Linked DNA regions of Homo sapiens: region 1 is linked to region 2. The links are chromatin contacts, found by Hi-C or POLR2A ChIA-PET in ENCODE. All regions are on one chromosome and are shown on one strand. The core of a region is the stretch at or near the end of the contact, and the rest is flanking DNA. Distances in the headings are between cores, read along the strand shown. Region 1 overlaps ARHGAP10 (Rho GTPase activating protein 10). Region 2 has its middle 16 kb from the start of ARHGAP10.

Evidence for each region. A loop is a pair of places that touch in the nucleus more often than their neighbours do. ChIA-PET counts read pairs that join two places held with the same protein, here RNA polymerase II (POLR2A). Pooled maps may share reads with other maps.
Region 1: a map of ascending aorta shows a loop between it and region 2 (1.9-fold over the local background). The contact joins two enhancer-like sites. A Hi-C loop is called at or near these places in 1 of 168 maps with a recorded cell type or tissue (ascending aorta), 1 of 37 single-sample maps with no recorded cell type and 6 of 50 pooled maps. POLR2A ChIA-PET finds 5 or more read pairs at or near these places in 4 of 52 experiments (CD4-positive, alpha-beta T cell, GM12878, MCF 10A and 1 more).

The regions. Positions count from the first base shown.
Region 1 is chr4:147,812,920-147,818,318 of GRCh38, reverse strand. The region is part of intron 1 of ARHGAP10 (Rho GTPase activating protein 10); the gene reads right to left. Among named protein-coding and RNA genes, the nearest start is that of MIR4799, 33 kb to the right of the region's middle. Within about 2 kb of position 1,765, at least 8 of the 41 ENCODE cell types and tissues checked have a DNase peak (open chromatin) inside an H3K27ac peak, as active enhancers do.
Region 2 is chr4:147,713,552-147,719,403 of GRCh38, reverse strand. No RefSeq gene overlaps it. Among named protein-coding and RNA genes, the nearest start is that of ARHGAP10, 16 kb to the left of the region's middle. RefSeq lists an enhancer at 1,122-1,171. Within about 2 kb of position 4,468, at least 3 of the 41 ENCODE cell types and tissues checked have a DNase peak (open chromatin) inside an H3K27ac peak, as active enhancers do.

The DNA.
Region 1 (5,399 bases), core at 516-3,015, 100 kb before region 2:
GATGGGATTACAAGCGTGAGCCACCGCGCCCAGCCTAACCAACTAACCTTTATTGAGCGCCTGCTCTACGCTAATTGACTTACAAATATTATTTCAATTATTCTTAATACACCAGCAGGGTAGGTGTTGCTGTTACCTTTAAAAAAAAAAAAAAGAAAAAGAAGAAGAAAAAAAAATAGGTTCAGAGATAGTTTAGTGACTCAGTCAAGTCACAGACCTCTTTACACTGCTGGTAATAAGTCCTGGAGGCAAAGGATCAACTCCCTGGTTTCTCAGACTCCCACCAATGTCCTTTCCATTACACCATTCAATCTTTCAAGAGATTTCACGTTATTCCCAGGTCCTTTTGCCCAGATCTCAACTGGTGTGAAACCATCAGGCTCTCTAAATGACTCTAGTGCAGAATTGCAATTAAATGGAAAAATCATTTATTTGTAACTCCATGCCCCCTATTCTCTTCTGCCTGCTAATTCCTGAGTATTGTGAATTAATACTGCTCTTGAGATACCCTCAAGGCTGTTATATATTGGTGGATAATGCCAAGTCTGACTGTGCACAAAAAGCACAGCTAACATAAAAGAATGAATGTGACCTGCACCCTTCAAATGAACTTGCCACTTCAGAGTCTTCCAGACTTGAATTTTTGTGTCTTGATCCACAGGCAAATAGGAGAGACAATGTAGGTGATCTAATTCTTCCCAGGGTTAGGAGCAGTTTGAGAGATGAGGGGTTATATTTGAGATGTGCTGAGTTTGAGAGGTAGGATACCACATGGAGAGAGCCAACCTCGTTTTGAATTCAGGTGTGGACAGCCTCCAGATTCTGGCCTGAACTGCCACTGCTTGTCCTTGATTCTACAACTGAGAAAATTATTTCTTATAGCAGAGCCACCTATTTATCAACAATTTTTAGTTAAGACCATGAGATATTAGACAAACAGACACTCTGCTGGGGGGATGGGGAGCATCTCTGTTTGGGTCACCCTACCTTGACTGCCCATCTAGGCAGCACTGTCAGTGCAGGATAACCCCTTAAGTTACAAGCCTGAGCCCTCGTCATGAAGTTGTCACTATTAACTCCTACAACTTCCCACCCCAGCAACGAAAGCACTAATGGGGATGCTTTTAGAAATGCAGCATGTTCTATAATCCTGGGCTTGAAAAGAAAAAGGGTATGGTTAATAAATATACTCTTGTCACTCATTAAATCTGAATACAAGATTCTTTATAAATCATAATAGATTCCATAGCCCTTTTTAAAATAGACAAATTGCACCTGGAAGCTCATATTCTTTATGTAGAGAGCCACATAATTAGATTATCAACTACGCAAAGGTCTGCTGAGGGAGCTGCCCCTGACTCTGCACATCAAAACACGCACCAAAATTCTTTCATGTTTTATCTAAAGAGGAACAGGGTACAGACTCTAAGAATTTAGTACCCTTCATGCCAGTGAAATAATGTTGACATTAATCCAAGTAACTTGGAAGTGAAATGAAATTCCTCTAGGATTGTAGACTAGCTTCATATTTTCCTTCACGTTTTCCTGTTTTACAAAACCAGCAGTGGTACTATATGCAAAAATGGCATTATGGCTTCTCTGTACAGGTTAAAAAATAAAGCAAATAACTAACTCATTTTTTAGATTTAAAAAATGCTGCAAACAACTCATAAGCCCAGAATGCATCACAGGGCTAGGTTAGGCCTAAAGGCCAAATCACAGGCTGTTCCAGAAGCAGCTCATGGGCCAACATTGTCTCTGGCTCTATTCTGGTAAAGCATTCCTGGCCCTAACTCTGAGTCCAGCTTGCCTGGGGTGTCTGTGTAATGAATTCTTATCACAGAATACACATCTGAAGTCACTTGAATGACTTGAAGTGACAAATTTATGGAGTAAAAGGAAAACAAGGAGAGCCCACAAAGGTGCATAGGCCCCAAAAGAAACCCATAAACCTGGAGCACAGAGCTCAAGGCCAATATTGCACATGACAGACAACCAAACACCAAAATAGCCAAATAATTATGAAGAATCCTTCAGGAGTGATGTGGGGACTGGAGAGAATCCCACAGGCAGCTCCACACTGGAGACCACCATCCAGCCTTCCCTAAACATTCCACAAATGCTGAGAAACTACTGGGGCTAGGCACTGTCTGGAGAGAGTACCTGCCACATCAGGATGGGAGATAGGACGAGAATGCTGGCGACCACCTAGCCCACTCATTTTCCAACTGTCTTTGGCCACAGATTCCTCTGTTTAAAGAAAATCTCATTTACAGTAGGAACAGGAAAACCAGATAAAACAGCTGACACTTACGTATTCATTTCTTATTGCTGTAGTAACAAATTGCCACAAATGCAGTGGCTTACAACAACGCTAACTTATTATCTAACAGTTTTTGGAGGTCAGAAGTCTAAAATGGGGGAAGTCTCATGGGGCTAAAATCAAGGTGTCAGCAGGACTGTCTCACTCTGTCACCTAGACTAGCGTGCAGTGGCACTATCATAGCTCCCTGCAGCCTTGAACTCCTGGGCTCATGAGAAACTCCCACCTCAACCTCTTGAGTAGCTGGGACTACAGGCATGAAACCACCACCACCACGCCTATCGCCTATTTTTTTATTTTTTGTAGAGATGGGGTCTCACTACATTGCCCAGGCTGGTATTGAACTCCTAGGGTCAAGTGATCCCCCTGCCTTGGCCCTCCAAAGTGCTGGGATTACAGGTGTGAGACACAGTGCCCAGCCTGACCTTTGTTTCTGTCATCACATCTCTTCTCTCTTTTAAGGACCACTGTGATTACAATGGGCCCTACGATAATCCAAGATAACCTCCTCCCCCCGCCCCCCGCCTCCGGCCAATAATCTCAGGGTCTTTAATCACATCTGAAAGTCCCTTTTGCCATGTAAAATAACATATTCACAGGTTCCAGGGATGATTAGGACAGGACATCACTGGAGGGCCACCATTCTGGCTACCACACCTTATAACATCAGGTACTCTACTAATCACTTTACGTTTGTAGATTCGGTTAACTATCACTACAACAGAAGAGGACACAGACACAGGTTACCCAACTTGCCCAAGGTCATACAACCAGGAAGTAGTGGAACCCAGAGATGTGTTGAGAGCAGACTGAAGGTGGACAAGGGCGGCAGCAGGGTGACAAGTTAGGAGGCTCCTGTCCTGATCCAGGTGAGAGATGAGGAGGGTCCTTTAAGGATTTTCTGGTAACTATGCCAACACCTAGTGAGACTCAGAAGTCTCAACCTAATGACTGTGGACTCTAGGGGCAAACAAATCTTTTAAGCTTCTTGGCTTCGACGCCAAGAAAGCCTGGTTTAATGGGTGCTATGGTAATTAGTAGGGTGGTGGTTCCTCTGTATTATGGGTTGAACTGTGTTCTCCCCAAATTTATATACTGAAATCCAAACCCCCAGAACCTGAGAATGTGTCCTTATTTGGAACTAGGGTCTTTACAGAAGTAATCAGTTAAAATGAGGTCATTAAGAATGGGCCCTGCTCCAATATGACTTGTGTTCTTATAAAAAGAAGAAATTAGGACACAAGAGAAACAATATACAGATGAGAACACTATTTCAAAGCATTGTTTTTAAAGATCATGGAAGTTACGCTCAATGACAAAACACAGCATTATTCAAACATTTTGGTAGCAAATATAGTAACTTGGCAAATAAAGTGGTTTCCCAAATATGCTAAGAAAGGGAATACCAAAAGAAAAACACTCCCACATGTGGGAGTAATGTCAAGACAAGTTACCTTGTTAACCACAGAATACACTTAGGGCCCAAAGCAAATATTAGTAGGGATTTAGCTGTCAGGTGTTCATCTCGCTTAACAAATGAGTTTGTTCACTCCTCTGCCATTGGAGTAACAACATTCACGGCACAAATGAGAAACTTAGTTCCCAATCAAAGCCAACAGTTACTGTATAACTCCCTCATTTCTCTCAAATTCTTTAATATTTATTTTCCTTCAAATAAATTTAAAGCTTGGAAAAAAAAAAAAAGATGCATCCTAGCAAAGGGCTAAAACATCCTCTTTTGTGATCCAAGACAAGCCACGATGATAAGAACTAAATGAACCACAAGAAACGACCAACGACTTGTTGGGCATCTATCACTTGCTCAGCACAGCCCATGGTGCTGTACGAATACAAAGAGGGTGAGGCTGCTGCCCTAAGGAGTCCATGCCCTAGATCTGAGAGAAATCACCAGCCCGTGTTGCATAGGAACGGAGGGGTCCAGATTTGCAAATTTCACAGGAGTGCAATAGAAGACATATTCCAAAAAAAAGAAGAAAATAAATTACTGCTATCAGGAAAACACAGCATGGAATATGGAGACTTGAAGATAGTACTAAAAAGTGAGTTAAATTTATATCACTTTAAATTGCAGAAGAGGTATTAAGGCAATAAGAACAAAATGAGAGTAATCCTTTCGATGGGAAAGGAAAGGACTACATATGCTATATAGCTGCTGTTAAGTTAGGACCTTTTGAATGCAAAGCCTTAAATAATGAGAATACAATTACGAAGAGACCAGGAAAACATGTGAGCAACTTGCTTTGAGAAAAAACTCACAGTACAGCTATGTCTGAGATCTTCTCCCTGGGCCTCTGCCATTAACCTAACTTGGCTTCTCTCTGTGTGTTTAGTTTTCTCTGTCGCGTGCAATTGTCACATCTTCTCTTCTACTTCTATTAATTCTTGCTGTCAGACTCTGGGTTTGCTGCCATGTCACTGCCTGGCAGGCCTGTCCTCATGCCATTAGTTCATGGCATTCTTTCAATTTCGGCTCCCACGGCTTTTTCCTTCTGATTTCCTAAATTAAAATTCTCAAGAGAATCAAATTGGCTTGGCTCATGTTTTTCCCACGGAAGGCCATGACAGAGGTAGCTATCTGGTGTCCCATCCCAATCAAATCAGCCACCCCAGGAAAAGGAGAAGAGGGAGGACACAGTCCTCAGAGAGCTTTCTCCCCAGCAGGGGCTGTGGGCAGAGCAGTGTCCTTCACAGGAGCTGTGAAGTAGCTAGCAGAGGCCATGAGTGACAACTCGGGTATAGGCCAGTGAGTATAAAAACATCCCTTAAAGGCCAAAATTATGTTTGAAGACTTTACTACATTAACACATACAATTCTTTTATTTAAAAAAAAAAAAGGCTCCTAAAGGCAGAAACCAATCCATGTAAAAAATTGCAACAGGCAGTACCTGAGTCCATGAGATGGGCCACTGAAACATAAGGAACTGTGTTCAACATAAAGAAATTTGAACACTCATTATTAACTGGAAAATTGTTTCACACCAGTGCTTCCAAGCAGGTTAAGTATGTGCAATAACCATCTAATATTTATTTAACACTCCCTTTGTGCCAGTCGCTG
Region 2 (5,852 bases), core at 3,219-5,718:
GGGCAACATGGTGAAACCCTGCTTCTACAAAAAACAAGCTGAGTGTGGTGGTGCGCACCTGTAGTCCCAGCTACTCGGGAGGCTAAGGCAGGAAGATCACCTGAGCCTGGGAGGTGGAGGTTGCAGTGACCTGAGATGGCACCACTGCACTCCAGCCTGGGTGACAGAGAGAAACCCTGTCTCAAAAAAAAAAAAAAAAGAGAGAGAGAGAGAGAGACCATGTCTCCATATGTTGGTTGGGCTAGACTGCAGTGGCTATTCACAGGCTCAGTCATAGCCTCAATCTTAGCTCACTGTCACCACAAACTCCTGGGCACAAGCAGTCTTCCTGCCTCAGCTTCCCAAGTAGCTGGGACTATGGAACCTGCCACAGTGCTTGGCTTGCCAGCTTGATTTTTGTAAGCCAAAAATTTGAAACAGTTTAGACTTGACCAAGATGAATTGCTTAAGTAACTTAGAAAATATTAATATAATTGGGCACTATGTGGATCTTTGAAATTACAGTGTAGGAGAATACTTAATGACATAGGAGAAATGCTCCAATATAATGTTTAGTGAAAAAAGATACAAAGCCTAGGTCTTAAGTTGAGTAATGAGTTCTTAGGTGTTGAGTTTATTACGTTTTATTACTTAGATTTATGTAAGGTTAGTTTGACAGTATTGATTCTTAATGAATCTATGCTGACTTTCTGTTCATAAAATTACTTACTTTTTTTTTTTTTTTTGAGATGGATTCTTGCTCTGTCGCCCAGGCTGGAGTGCAGTTGCGCGATCTCGGCTCACTGCAACCTCCGCCTCCCGGGTTCAAGCGATTCTCTTGCCTCAGCCTCCCCAGTAGCTAGGATTATAGGCATGCACCACCACACCTGGCTAATTTTTGTATTTTTAGTAGAGACAGGGGTTTCACCATGTTGACCAGGCTGGCTGGTCTCGAACTCCTGACCTCATGATCTGCCTGCCTCGGCCTCCCAAAGTGCTGGGATTATAGGTGTGAGCCACCACACCCAACCCCCATAAAATTACTTTCTAAGACTTAACATTAGTTGCATGATTACAACCCAAGTTCTCTCAATATCTTAGGATATACTTTATCTGGGAATAAATTAAATACATTATTAAAATAACTAAGTGTTTTTAAAAGCTCCTCTTATTTCTTACCTGCCTTGGCTTTAGTTTCACTCTTGACCGTTCTTCTTTTAACCTTTCCATTTGAAGATAGTTACTGAGAGAACAGAAAAAAAGAGATGTTAGTTCTGCTTTCTCTGTTATCTTTTCAATATTACATCATCTTTCCCTGAACAGAGTCTTTTTGTTTTTGTTCTTCTGTAAGAGCATGACCTTGAAAAGACTCTTCTGGGGATTTTTGGTTATTTTTCACACCTCTAAACTCATCCTGGATTCTGCTTTTCCTGGTATTATTATTCAAGGGTCATGCTGCTGTCTAGTATCAGGTAAGTTTACACACCTGTCCATTGTCTCATATTTTGTGTTCAGTAGAGGAATGCTTCTACAATCACTCCTGGTTTTTTTAGATAACTCTCTTTTCTCCCTCCATATTGGGGTTATTTAAGACAACAGTATTTAACCTGAGTTATAGGAATCCCCAAATATATGTAAAGACTTTCCAAGGACAACTGGTATGGGTAATTTATTTCCAGATCCTCAACTTCTATTTCTCCTTTTTCCCAAAATTGATCTGCCTGAAAAAATGTCTTGCAGATTCTCCTTTTCCACCTCCCCTTTCACATTAACCTTTTTCCCAAGGAAGAGGAGAAGGTAGAAGAGAGCACTGCAAATTTATGTATCCTGTATCTTGGTCTCAAGATATAAAAATATCCATAGTACCAAAGGGATGATTTGAAATATTTTTTTCAACTGGAAGCCTTCTGTAGGAACTACCCCACCATCATGCTTTTTGTCTTTCCCTGCCTAATGCACATTTGTGTTAAGGACAAGTTATAGCCTTAGAAACTGCCCCTTTGCGAAGTTCTGAATATATATTATGGGGTGAGGTAGTAGGAGTAATGACAATTTCTCTTTATTGATTTACCTCTCCCATCCCTAAATATAATTAGAGAATGCATGGTTCTTAAGGAAGATATATGTGAAAGCAATTAAAGACAGTGTCTTTTAGAAATGCTGAACACTAAAAATGGCTCTCCTTTTTTCTAATTTGAACATAAGCATTTTTTCTTTACCCCCTTCAATCTTCTTTCCTAAAACGTGTTGTCAGCTGGAAAGAAAAGTACTTTGAACAGATTAGTCATGCTAATTATTTAAAATATAACTGAAATGTCTTCTAGTACTACTAAGATTTTTGAAACATACTGAAGAAAACCTGTGCAAAAAAATTTTACATGACTTATTTCAGATTAACTTTGCATTATTCAATAAGGAAGGTAAAACTGATTTATCAACTCATATCATGAAATAATTTATCCATTTACTGACAATCTTTCTGTGCCTCTGATTCTTCCTCTGCTAAATGGAACCTCTATACTAAACTATACCTCTTCACTGAGTTCTTTTAGACATTAAACGAGTCAACCTAGAATCTATGCAAAGCACATAGAACCTTACCTGGTGCATGGTAAGTGCTCTTCATGTTGAAATGCTCCTTCTTCTGAGTCTTGGTTCTCTTCTCTTTGTCTGTATCTCCCTTTGTAATCTCACTCAGTCTCCTGGCTTTACAAACCATCCATATGCTAATAATTTCCAAATTTATATTTCTAATGCCTGCCTGTTCACTCCAGAACTCCAGACTCATCTATTCAACAGCCTTCTGGACATCTCCATGTGGATACTTAATTGATATCTCAAACTTATTATCTCCAAACTGACCTCTTGTTCTTTTCTCTTTCCAAACCTGCTCCATCTTTAGCCTTTTCCCTGTCACTTGATGTCAACATCATCCTTCATTGTTCAAATCTAAAAAACTTGGAGTTAATCTGAACTCCTTTCTTTCTCTCATACCCCACGTGCAATCTGTCTTCCTGCAAAAATATATCCAGAATCTGACCACCATTCACTCCCACCACTGCTGTCTCCTGCTGCAAGCCACTATTATCTCTCTCCTGGATTACTGAAATAGACTCCCTGCTTTTATCTTTTCTTCTATCTTTGCTCCCTGCAGTCTATTTGAAGCATAGCAGCCAGAATGATTCTTCTAAAATGAAAATCAGATCATGTCATTCCTCTGCTTAAAAACCTTCAATACAGCCCCCCATACATAACACAACAACTTTTTAAAAAAGTTATATAGGCCAGGTGCGGTGCCTCACGTCTGTAATCCCAGCACTTTGGGAGGCCGAGGCAGGTGGATCACCTGAGGTCAGGAGTTTGAGACCAGCCTGGCCAACATAATGAAACCCGGTCTCTACTAAATATACAAAAATTAGCTGGGTGTGGTGGCATGCGCCTGTAATCTCAGCTACTCGGGAGGCTGAGGCAGGAGAATCTCTTGAACCCAGGAGGTGGAGGTTGCAGTGAGCCAAAATCCTGCCACTGCACTACAGACTGGGCGACAGAGCGAGACTCTTGTCTCCAAATAAATAATAAAAATAAAAAGTTGGCCAGGCACAGTGGGTCATGCTTACAATCCCAGCACTTTGGGAGGCCGAAGCGGGTGGATCACCTGAGGTCAGAAGTTCAAGACCAGCCTGGTCAACATGGTGAAACCCCGTCTCTACTAAAAATACAAAAATTAGCTGGGGGTGGTGGTGTGTGCCTGTAATCCTAGCTACTTGGGAGGCTGGGGCAGAAGAATCGCTTGAACCAGGGAGGTGAAAGTTGCAGTGAACCGAGATCTCACCATTGCACTCCAGCCTGGGCAACAAAAGTGAGACTCCGTCTCAAAATAAATAAATAAATAAAATAAAATAAAATAAAAGTTATATAAACTGGCCGCACATGGTGGCTCACTCCTCTAATCCCAGCACTTTGGGAGGCTGAGGTGGGCAGATCACTTGAGGTCAGGGGTTTGAGACCAGCCTGGCCAACATGGTGAAACTTCGTCTCTATTAAAAATACAAAAATTAGCCGTGTGTGGTGGCACATACTTGTAATCCCAGCTACTCAGGAGGCTGACGCAGGAGAATCGCTTGAACCCGGGAGGCAGAGGTTGTGGTGAGCCAAGATCGTATCACTGCACTCCAACCTGGGCAACAGGGCGAGACTCTGTCTCTAAATAAATAAATAAATAAATAAATAAATAAAAGGTTATATAAACTTACATTTGTGTACATACACATTAATTTTTCAAAACAGAGCAAAAATATGCACCAGATTATTTCCAATGATTATCTCATGGTGGTAACATTTGCCATTTGACTCAGTAACATTACTTCAAGAAACTTATCTATAGAATATAATCAGGCTGTACCCAAAGATTTAAGTTCAAGGATGTGAATCACAACAATATTTACACTAGGCAAAAATTTAAAATAGCCTAAGTGTCCAACAACAGGAAACTAATAAATTATGTTATAACTAGGAGAGATGATGAATAATCTTACAGTGTTGAACATGGTTTTTAAAAAATCAATCACATGTTGTTGGTGAAAAAAATTATAAAATAGAAAGTAAGGCTATGAGATCGACTTTGCAAATTAAAAAATATCTACAATGAAAGGAAAAGATTTGAAAGATATGCACCAAAATATTAACAACAGTCATTGCATAGGAATGACACACAGGTGGCCATGATCCAGGGCTGAGTAGCTGTGGAAGAGCCACTACTTGCTATTAGCCAACCTCCTTGGAATTCACAAACTCAGAACAAATGTGGAGATTTTAATCAACACTTCTTGCAATGCTCTGCAGTGTCAGCTTAAGCAACCGTCTCTTTTAAAGGCTGCAAATGCACTCATAGAGTATATCAAATGAATATAAAGATGTTTTAACTCTGAATTTGGTATAATAAAAATCATTCTTTTGTTTTGTTTTGGTTTTTGAGACTGAGTCTCACTCTGTTGCCCAGGCTGGAGTGCAATGGTGCGATCTCGGCTCACTGCAACTTCTGCCTCCTGGGTTCAAGCGATTCTTCTGCCTCAGCCTCCCGAGTAGCTGGGACTACAGGCATGCGCCACCATGCCTGGCTAATTTTTGTATTTTTAGTAGAGACGGGGTTTTGCCATGTTGGCCAGGCTGGTCTCAAATTCCTGACCTCAGGTGCTCTGCCTGCCTCAGCCTCCCAAAGTGCTGAGATTTACAGACGTGAGCCACCGTGACCAGCCACAGAAATTACTCTTATACAGCATACTTGGGAACTAGGGGGAAAAAAAATCCCCTAATGCTTTTAGGAATTTAGGCCCTCTAAATCTTTGCCAGATTAGGATAGGTTGAGCTATTTTTTTGCAATGACTGAAAAGAGTTTCCCAAGAGCTTCCTATCCGTTTTAATTTGTTTGAAAAAGCAGTTAAAAGTACAAGAAATATGTTACTTGTCCTGTTCAGTGCCTAATATCCAGTTTTTAACTCACAGTTTTCTTGGACTTTAAATATTGAGCTTAACTTAGTCCTTAGAATTTTGTTTTATGTGTCTCTCGTTACTTGCTGAATGAAGTGATCAAAAGAAGAGAAGAAATTCTAAATTCATAACTGTCTTTCTATCAGTCTATCAGGCCATCAGGCCTCAGCCATCTTTACCCAGACAACAAAAATAATATGATTAAGGAGTCTAAGAAGTCTTCTCTCTTTATTCTTTTTTTTTTCCTTCTAACTTTTATTTTAGGTTTGGGGGTACATGTGCAGGTTTGTTATGTGGGTAAATTGTGTGTTGCTGGGGTTCGATGTACAAAGATTTCATCACCCAGGTAGTGAGCACAGTACCCGGTAGGTAGTTTTCTGCTCCTC